2 separate regions of the Homo sapiens genome follow, and region 2 is linked to region 1. The links are chromatin contacts, found by Hi-C in ENCODE. All regions are on one chromosome and are shown on one strand. The core of a region is the stretch at or near the end of the contact, and the rest is flanking DNA. Distances in the headings are between cores, read along the strand shown.

The links. A loop is a pair of places that touch in the nucleus more often than their neighbours do. Pooled maps may share reads with other maps.
Region 2: a loop to region 1 is called in a pooled map, with 6 times the contacts of the local background. The contact joins the promoter of SLC35F1 here to the promoter of VGLL2 in region 1. A Hi-C loop is called at or near these places in 4 of 50 pooled maps.

Annotation. Positions count from the first base shown.
Region 1 is chr6:117,264,290-117,268,290 of GRCh38, reverse strand. It overlaps VGLL2 (vestigial like family member 2), which reads right to left and starts at 2,733. Exons shown (of 4, transcript NM_182645.3): 1 at 2,447-2,733; 2 at 1-109. The coding sequence starts at 2,527. LOC105377964 (a long non-coding RNA gene) reads left to right here and starts at 3,217. Exons shown (of 2, transcript XR_942911.3): 1 at 3,217-3,716.
Region 2 is chr6:117,905,718-117,909,887 of GRCh38, reverse strand. SLC35F1 (solute carrier family 35 member F1) reads right to left here and starts at 2,624. Exons shown (of 8, transcript NM_001029858.4): 1 at 1,989-2,624. The coding sequence starts at 2,161. It overlaps LOC124901480 (a long non-coding RNA gene), which reads left to right and starts at 2,958. Exons shown (of 2, transcript XR_007059904.1): 1 at 2,958-3,612; 2 at 4,071-4,170.

The DNA.
Region 1 (4,001 bases), core at 1,484-3,983:
TTATACTGGCTGGGGTTTGGCTGGAAAATGAGGAGCTGCCGCTGCCACTGCTGCTGGGGCTGGCATTGCACTCCTGCGCTTCCTGCATTTTGGAATAATAGGCTAGTTTCTGTTCAGAGAGAGAAAGAACAGAGATATCAATTTCAAAAGCGATGGCAAATTCGGTTCAGACTGATTCCCTCATCCTAATCTCTAAGGTATTTATGGGGAAACTGGCATATGGGCTTAAGCCTTGTGCTGTTAGCATAAAACTAGCAATAGCGGGGCAACATAGTTAGCAGGCCTCCCAACCTGCACCCAAGCAAGGACGGGCTTCCTTAAAGGAAGATTGCTGTCCTTGGTCCCTCTGACTCCTAGAAAATTTCTCCTAAAATGTCTGGGTGAAGGTTTCAGGAGACACCTAAGCAGCTAGGTTTAGAGCTGAGTTTGACCTCATAGCTGGGCTCAGGGCAGATATATTTTTAAAATCAGACTCCAAGGGTAAAGGGCACCCAAGTCCAGATAGAGCCTGACTGTTCCTTGCCTGAGAATCCAGGGCAGAAGCACAGGATACAGGATAAACATCCTCCTGATGAAATAGGAGCGGGGGGCAACCCCCTACCCCTACAAAATCCACTCCCTGAAACTAGGAATGTGTGAAGGAAAGCAACAGGAATGTAAAGGAAGAAATGCCACAAAAAGTTTGAAATAATTACATTTAGTAATGAATTGTGTGGGGTAAAAATCTGGGGTAACATGACTGGGGAAACACGGATCATTTTAATAAATGCAAGTTGATTTTTTTTTTATTATCCCTATATCAGTTTTTAAACAGATCTTCTCTTTAATAACGAAAGACCAGTGGATTACGAGTATTTCCACCCCCATCATCTCCACACACATTGAGGAAATGATAAAAAGGAGCAGACAGAAGAAAGTTAAGATCCTGGCTGTGAGGTGGGGTAAATCGGCATGTCTCATAGTGATTTTAAAAAGCAGGCGCAGCTTCTGTGAACATTTTCTTAGAAATGAGCAATGGACTGAATGAAGTGTTAAAGCATTCTGCAGGCAGAGATGGCCTTGAAGAGGCGGCCCGAGTCATACAAAAATGAACAGAGATCTTCATGCAATAGATTGGTTCGGGGTCTGGGAGAAGAAAGGGCCAGTCAGAAAACCAATCCACCTCTCTCCTCTTTGCTTGCCATAGTCCCACCCTGGGAAGAAGTACATTTCAGAAGCTGGAGCCAAAAGGTTTGAAATAATTGGGGACAAAACGATGTAAGATTTAGCAATATCACCACTTCCTAAATGCCACCTTCCCTACAAGAGGAACTCTGGTGATTCTTAAAATTAACACTGAGGCAAAACAAACTGCAAGTTGTGAAGTTTAAAAGAGAAGAGGAGGTAAGAAAACAAAAAGTGAACCCTATCCGGTCCATCATTAATTTATCGGGAAATTTTCGAATAGACATTTTAAATTTGCAGGCAAAATTAGCAAAAGCATCCACTGGGGCATTGGGGTGTATTTCAATTTCCCCAAAGCAGGTGACCAAGCTCTCACTTTCCAACCTGGAGGGGACCCCTACAGCCTCCCAGGTGTATGATTTCATTCTTTTCCTGCACTACTGTCCTCAGTTTCTGCTACCTCAGCTGAGGAAATGGAAGGAAAATGGTTCAAACAGACGCAGCCTGAAGACAAGAGAAACTGGCAGAATTAAATGGAACTTGAAGAGTTTGCAGAACCCGGGTTGAGTGGTCTTCTTAAAGTGTTTGTTGGAAGCAGGGCTTCCCCATTCACCTACTCAGGCTGGAGAAAGGCAAAGTATTGTCTATCAGGCTCGCCTCTGCCGGGTCATTCGCACTCCGGATAATGCTCCCAGAACTTCGCAAAGGAAAAAATTATAAAACTGCGCGGTGCTCTTTGAAATGAATTCTCTGGATCTGGAATTAATTGCCCTGGTCGCCAGAGAATTGAAACGGAAGAAATTATTCCTGAGATAAACTTGCAGGGATGAGAACACCGGCCCTTGCATCTCAGAAAGAGGCTGGCTGGCCTTCGCTTTTGGTTTTGTTGTTACTCTCACCATTGGGACCAAAGTTTGGTTTTTCCTGCGTCAGCTTTGCCTGCATTTCCTGGTACCTGCACCTGGCTTGGAAGAATCTGGAGTCCGACAGACCCTAAGAAGAAAATCCAGCCCGTGCCATCTTCCTCTGATTATTCCAGGGAAGACCTAGGCTCACATTAGCAGGGCTTAGCTGCTTCCCGAGAGCAAACAGGCGAGCTAAAGGGGTTAGCTAATTGCACTACCAACTGGGGGCGGCTCCGGCAATCCCCGCATCCCGGCTGCGCCGGTCGTGGTCGGACGCCCGAGACGCGCGGAGGCACAGCAGACCTTGGCGTACAGGCCATGCCGCCGCAAACGGGGGGCGCGCACTCCTTCCCAAAGTCCCCAGAGGAGACACGTACCTGGTGGTAGGGGGTGTAGGCGGCTGCGAAGTAGGGCTGCGGAGGACCATAGACTTGGTACATAACATCCAGACAGCTCATGACTCTCCGCAGCGGAGACGGTTAAGTGTTTTTTCATTAACTCTCCTTCCCCGGAGCTCAGGGGTGCTGCATGGGCGGCGCTTGGACCCGCGCTCTGGAGTCATCAGGCGGAGCAAAGCCAGCGCGCTCCGCGGCTCGGAATCCAGCTGGCTCGCTACCCTCCCACTCCTGCGATTTTACTCCCGACCGCGCTCCAGGGCAGAAGCGCCTGAGCTCCCGCTAGTGGGCATTTAAAGCCCATGCCCGGCGGGCGTGCTGACGCCACTCGGGGGCTGCGGAGCGGGAGGGGGCGGTGGGGGGCGGGGACCGGGGGGCCAATGGGGAGCGAGGGACGCTTGTTGGAGGGGCAGCGAGTGTGTTTCCCGGGGCCCACCTCTGACAAGCATGCGGCCAAGGGTGCCGGAGACTATGCGGTTCCCAGCGGATCCGAGGCTTCGCACCGCGAGTAGGAATCTCCCAGGACAAAATAGGAGAGAGAGAGAAAGAGAGAGAGAGAAGGAGGCGGGGACGAAGGGATCCGGGCTCATACACGCAGAGAAAGAAAGTTGGAGAAAGGTCTCTTAGGAAAGCCCTTGTCTCATACTGTAGTTGAGTGGGTGCTTCCAGAAGTGCCGAGGTGGGGCAAATTCTCTGCTTTCGGTTCCTGATGATGTATGGGGAGGACGGTGCTGTCCCTTGGAATCCCCTAGGGAGTCCGGGTCGTGGCAGACAGGATGTGGGAGTCCGGGTACCCCTCCAGGGCGCAGAAGAGCTACCTCTGCGGGGAAATGGCAGTGGCTGAAACCTGTAACCGCTGTCCTCTAATCCACTTCCTTTCGCTCCCTCTAACCTGGTCCTCCCGCCGCCTGTCCCACACCCCAATTCTGCTCTCTTGGGCCGTGCCCTTCTGCCCCTCTAAAGTTCGATCCTGCTCCTTTCTCTTTGATGTTCTCCACCGGAACCCGTTAGCTTCGCATAGATCGCGCCCGCTTCCGGCTGCTCCCGGTGTGAGCTGCTTTCGAGGAGTCCAGGAGGCTTTACCCGGCCTCGGATGTCTGGCTTTTCATGCTGGGGTCTCCTTGGCCGGGGTCCTTTAAAGTTTTGGCAACTTTGGGGACAAGGACTCGTTGGCGCTAAGAAGAAGCATACTAGGACCCGTACACAGAGAGGTCTTTTGCTGCCTATTCAGCCGGTAATACCAGCTGCGATGGTATGTTTCATTTTGGAGAGCTGGAAGTATATGCACTCCAACTATAAAACCTTCACCCCTTTCTCTCTCCGGCCCTCCCTGAGAGGTCTGCTGGCTTCGCCCTCCTTCCTGCGACCCTACCCATCCTTCTCAAGCCTACCCCCCACCAAGCCCTCTGGAAAGGGGGTGTAACAGTGGAGTCTTCAGTTCTATAAGTTTAGGAATGCATTGAGACAAGGCTATCTCCATGGCTGGGTCAGGTGGCGGAAGGGGCATTACGGGAATAGAGGCGGGCCAGACTTGGGG
Region 2 (4,170 bases), core at 1,375-3,874, 640 kb before region 1:
CAACCCAACATAAGTATAAGTTCCTCCTCTATACACTGGGACTAGTACAACTCATGTCACAGATCGTTTCATTAGAAACACAAGGTTCTACCCATAACGTAGCATGACTTCAACTTCATTTGCCTATGTTTACCCCATAGGCTTACCTTAGAAAAAAAATGAGTTGAATACATTAATTCATGTAGATCTTTATACTTTTCCAAGTGTTTTCTTCAGCATTATCTAATTCTCAAAATCATGGTAGGGAAGTAAAACAAGTACTGTATTATTAAACATAATTTACAATGAAGAAACCAAGACCAAGCAGATAAATGGCTCTGCTGCAAACCACTTGTCTAGCTACTGGCCAAGGTATGATGACAACATACCCCTCACTCCTACCTCAGTGATCTTGTTTTTCTGGGCTCTATGATTCATTACATATCAAGAAATAACCTACATGGAATCAGTAATAACTTATAATTGAGCAAAAAGAAACTGAGCAAAATATTACATCAATATTTTCTAGTTTGATGAGAAATAATAATAATTAAAATATATTGTGATTAAAAATTTAAACAGCCAATGACAAGGTAATTGCAATTGAAAAAAAAACTCACAGGTATTCATAAAAAATACAAAACCCACATAATATGTACTGAGCCAGCGTCTTCTTGCTTTATTCTACTTTATCTTTTGGAAGGTGGTATTCTCAGCTACAAATCAAAGACTTAGTTCTATTACCAACTCCTGTCTCCCGTCAGAGTGAATTTCTTTCTGTTTGATAATAAATGGAAAGCTACAGAAGTACCCGCAAATAAACTAACGCACGCATTAATTCCCCACCAGGGATTCTTGAATGGTTCGGGATTTGATATAACTAAATTAAACTATACTCCCAAAATAAGGATATTTCTCAAGATTCTATTTCTGTACATAGTTTGTACTCCCACCAGAGCTTTGAGCCCCAGACAGTTCCGTGTGAATTCGTTGGGAATCTCTGCTACCCAACACAATGCCACACAGAAACCTGTATGAACAGAGCGACTGGAACAGTTACCCCTACAGATGCATCGAAAGGCACCCACGCATCCAAACAAAAAAGAACACAAAACCCATTCCCTATACAATTTTTTAAGGTGTCAGCTCGTCAACCATTTCAAGTTACTTAAGTAGAAAAAGTCCCTTTCACATCACAGTTGAGTCAGAGGTGCCAGAGGTACCCCCATTTTCACGTCAACCCAGGTCCTCATCCTAAAACGTCAACGTCCTGAATCCACTACGCAGATTCCAGCACTGGAGGCGCCGGCGATCGGCACCCGCCCCCTCCGGCATGGGCGCTTCGGAATAACTGGGCGCCGCCGGCTCACACCCTGCCCGCAATGTTTTGCACTTTGCTGGGTCTGTTCCAGGCCTCTAGCCCTCTCTTCGCTGCTCCCAGCCAGGAAGAGTCCGAGAGGCGACTGGAGCGTCAGGCTGGAGAAGTGGGTTCCCTCCGCCTGCTAGGCTGTCGCTGCGACCCCATTCCCCCGGCAAGGGGTCGAAGCCCCCGGGCGGGGCGGGGCGGAGGACAGCACGAGGCCCAGGACTTCCACGCCATCTCTGCAGCCCCGCGCCTCCCTCCTCAGCCCTGGCCGGGTCCCCGCGTCCCCCCGACCCCCGATCGCAAAGCCGGGGTGCGAGAGGGAAAGGGAAGTGAGGCGGCACGCGTATGGAGGGTGTGAGTGCGGACACACATACAGGGTGGCTAGGTACGAAAAACCCCGCCTCTCCCCGAACTCCCGCCTCGGACCAGCTGCAGCTCCACCACTCCAGGGCTCCCTGCGCCGGGACAAAGCTGCCGCGGCCTCTCTGCGCCCGCGGAGCGCGTCGTCGCCCGATCTCCTCAGTCTCCTCCGGCCGCAACCCCGTCCCAAAGGACCCGTGGGCCGCCCCAGGGACGGAGGGGACCCGGAGCCGGGCGCCCGCAGCCCCCGCCCCCCGCGCCCTCGCCCGGCGCCGCCGCTCACCTGTTCAGCACTTTGCGGATCCTCTGGCGCACGCCAGCCCGGGAGGAGGCGGACAGGCTCCCGCCGCCGCCGCTGCCCTCGGCCGGCAGGTTCTCGATGGTGGTCACCACATGGTTCGGCGGGGCTGGCGACGGCGGCTGCAGCTGCTGCTGCGGCTGCTCAGGGGGGATCATCGCGGCAGAGGCTGAGGCGCGGCGGCGATCAGAACGCAGCCGGGTGCATCGTGTGCCGGTTCCGGGCCCGGGAACGCGCAGAGGACCCGGCCGGGCGGCCGCGGCCCGGGAGGCGGTGCTGCCTGCGAAGCGGTGAGGCGGGGAGGCACCCGCGGCTACGGCCGCCGCCGCCCAGCCCGCCACTCACTCCTCTCCAGTCCCAGTGCGCGCACCCTCGCGCCCGTGCCGCCGCCGCCGCCGCCCGCCCCGGCTCTTCCCGAGCCGCGTCCCCAAGTCCTGGCCCGCCCCGCGAAGTGGCTGCGAAGGGTGTCGCGCGGGGGCGCGGAGCTGCCGGTCGGTTCCGGGGAAGGAGTCCTGATTTCTCCTTGTTTCCTCGTGCCCGGGTCTCCTCGGGGCGCGCGGCGGCAGTTGTGCTGGCGCCGCCTCAGCCTGTGCCCCGCTCGGTCGGAAAGCTACCGTCTGTGTCTCACGGAGTGAGAGACCGAGGGTGAACCCGGAGAGCCGGGCGGGGGCGCCGGCGGCGGCGGCGGCGGCGGCGGCGGCGGCGGCAGAGCGGGGCGCGGGCGGGGGACCTGCGCGCTCTCCTCTCGCCAGAGGGCGCTGCCGAGGTGCCTTGTTGCCCCCGACCCTCTACTGCCCCGTCCGCAGAGGCCCACGGTCTAGGTTGTGGTGATTGTTTTGGTTTGGGTGTTTTTTAGGGGGATAAGGGGGCTGGGAATAGATCCTCCCTGTGGAGTTGGCGGGGATTCCTCGTTTCTGCCCAAGCGCCGCGGAATCCAGCACCACCGGCCTGGGACAGCGGCAGGACGCCGAGACAGGTGCCGGCCCCGGATTAGAAACCCAAACGGAGAATCCTAGATGTTGCTCCTACTACATTCGCCATAATTGGCCTGGTGGAAATGGGAGAAAAAACTACTTCTCACAAAGAATCAATTCTGGGAACTGGAAAAAGCATATCAGACCAACTCAAAACGTCTCCATTTGAGGCAATGTAGTGCTGTGAAAGGAACGTAGGCAGATTTGAGTTTCAGTGGCACATCTGAAACTTATCCGCAGAGACTCTAAGCAATTAAATTCTGAGACATTCTTCTCTGTGCAGCGAGACTACTCATGTCTTTCTCCCAGGGGAGTTGTAAGACTTAAATGAGGTAAACCACGCAGCAGGGGAGCCTAACAGCTCCTTTAATAGTCCCCCAACTCCAAAAGGGAAAGTCCTGTGTATCTGCCACAGAAATCTTGGACCATATTTCTACCAATGGAAACTGACTCTCTGTCCCGGGCATTCTTATACCAATTGATCCGGATCCCAATTAATAATCGATTCTTGAAAGAGAGATATTTTTCAAATTTTCCTTTATTTAGACTGTTTAGATAGGGATCTTGCCTTGAAAAATGATATGCATTTTAAAAAACTCTTCGCTTCAGTGCAGGGAATTGAGTAAGTTTAACAGGTAAGTTTGTTCACACAAAGGCATGCTGATACCACTACTGAATCCAAATGCTCTGAAACCAGCAAATTAAAAATACCAGTGATAGGATTTGCCACTGAGAGAGGGAATTGGGGAGAAAATAACACTCAAAAAAGGAATGGACTATGTCCTTTCAACAGAGGAGAAAAGGAATATGGAAGGATATAAATAAGATGGGATTCTTTGTTCAGTTAACAAGGTCCAATTCCTTTAACAAAATTCGGAGTCTTTTTTTAATCATCAAAAATATGAGAAAACGGGTATTTGCAAAATCTCTTCAATCTATATTTCAATTCTGTAAAACCTACTTGCTACCTGAAATATCCCTGAGGTTTCTTTCTACAGAAATTAACCCCAATTGGAACATTTTCCCTTTTATAATTAAAATGTCGTCCTGTTCTTTCTCAACAACCTTTCATTCTCTGATTTTTCCACCTCAGATTTGCACAGGACACTCTGAAGAATTATTACAAACAGGACCAAGGCTTGTAGCCTCTTGGGCATTAAAATTCCAATAGTGGCAATAAATTTACCCTTAGT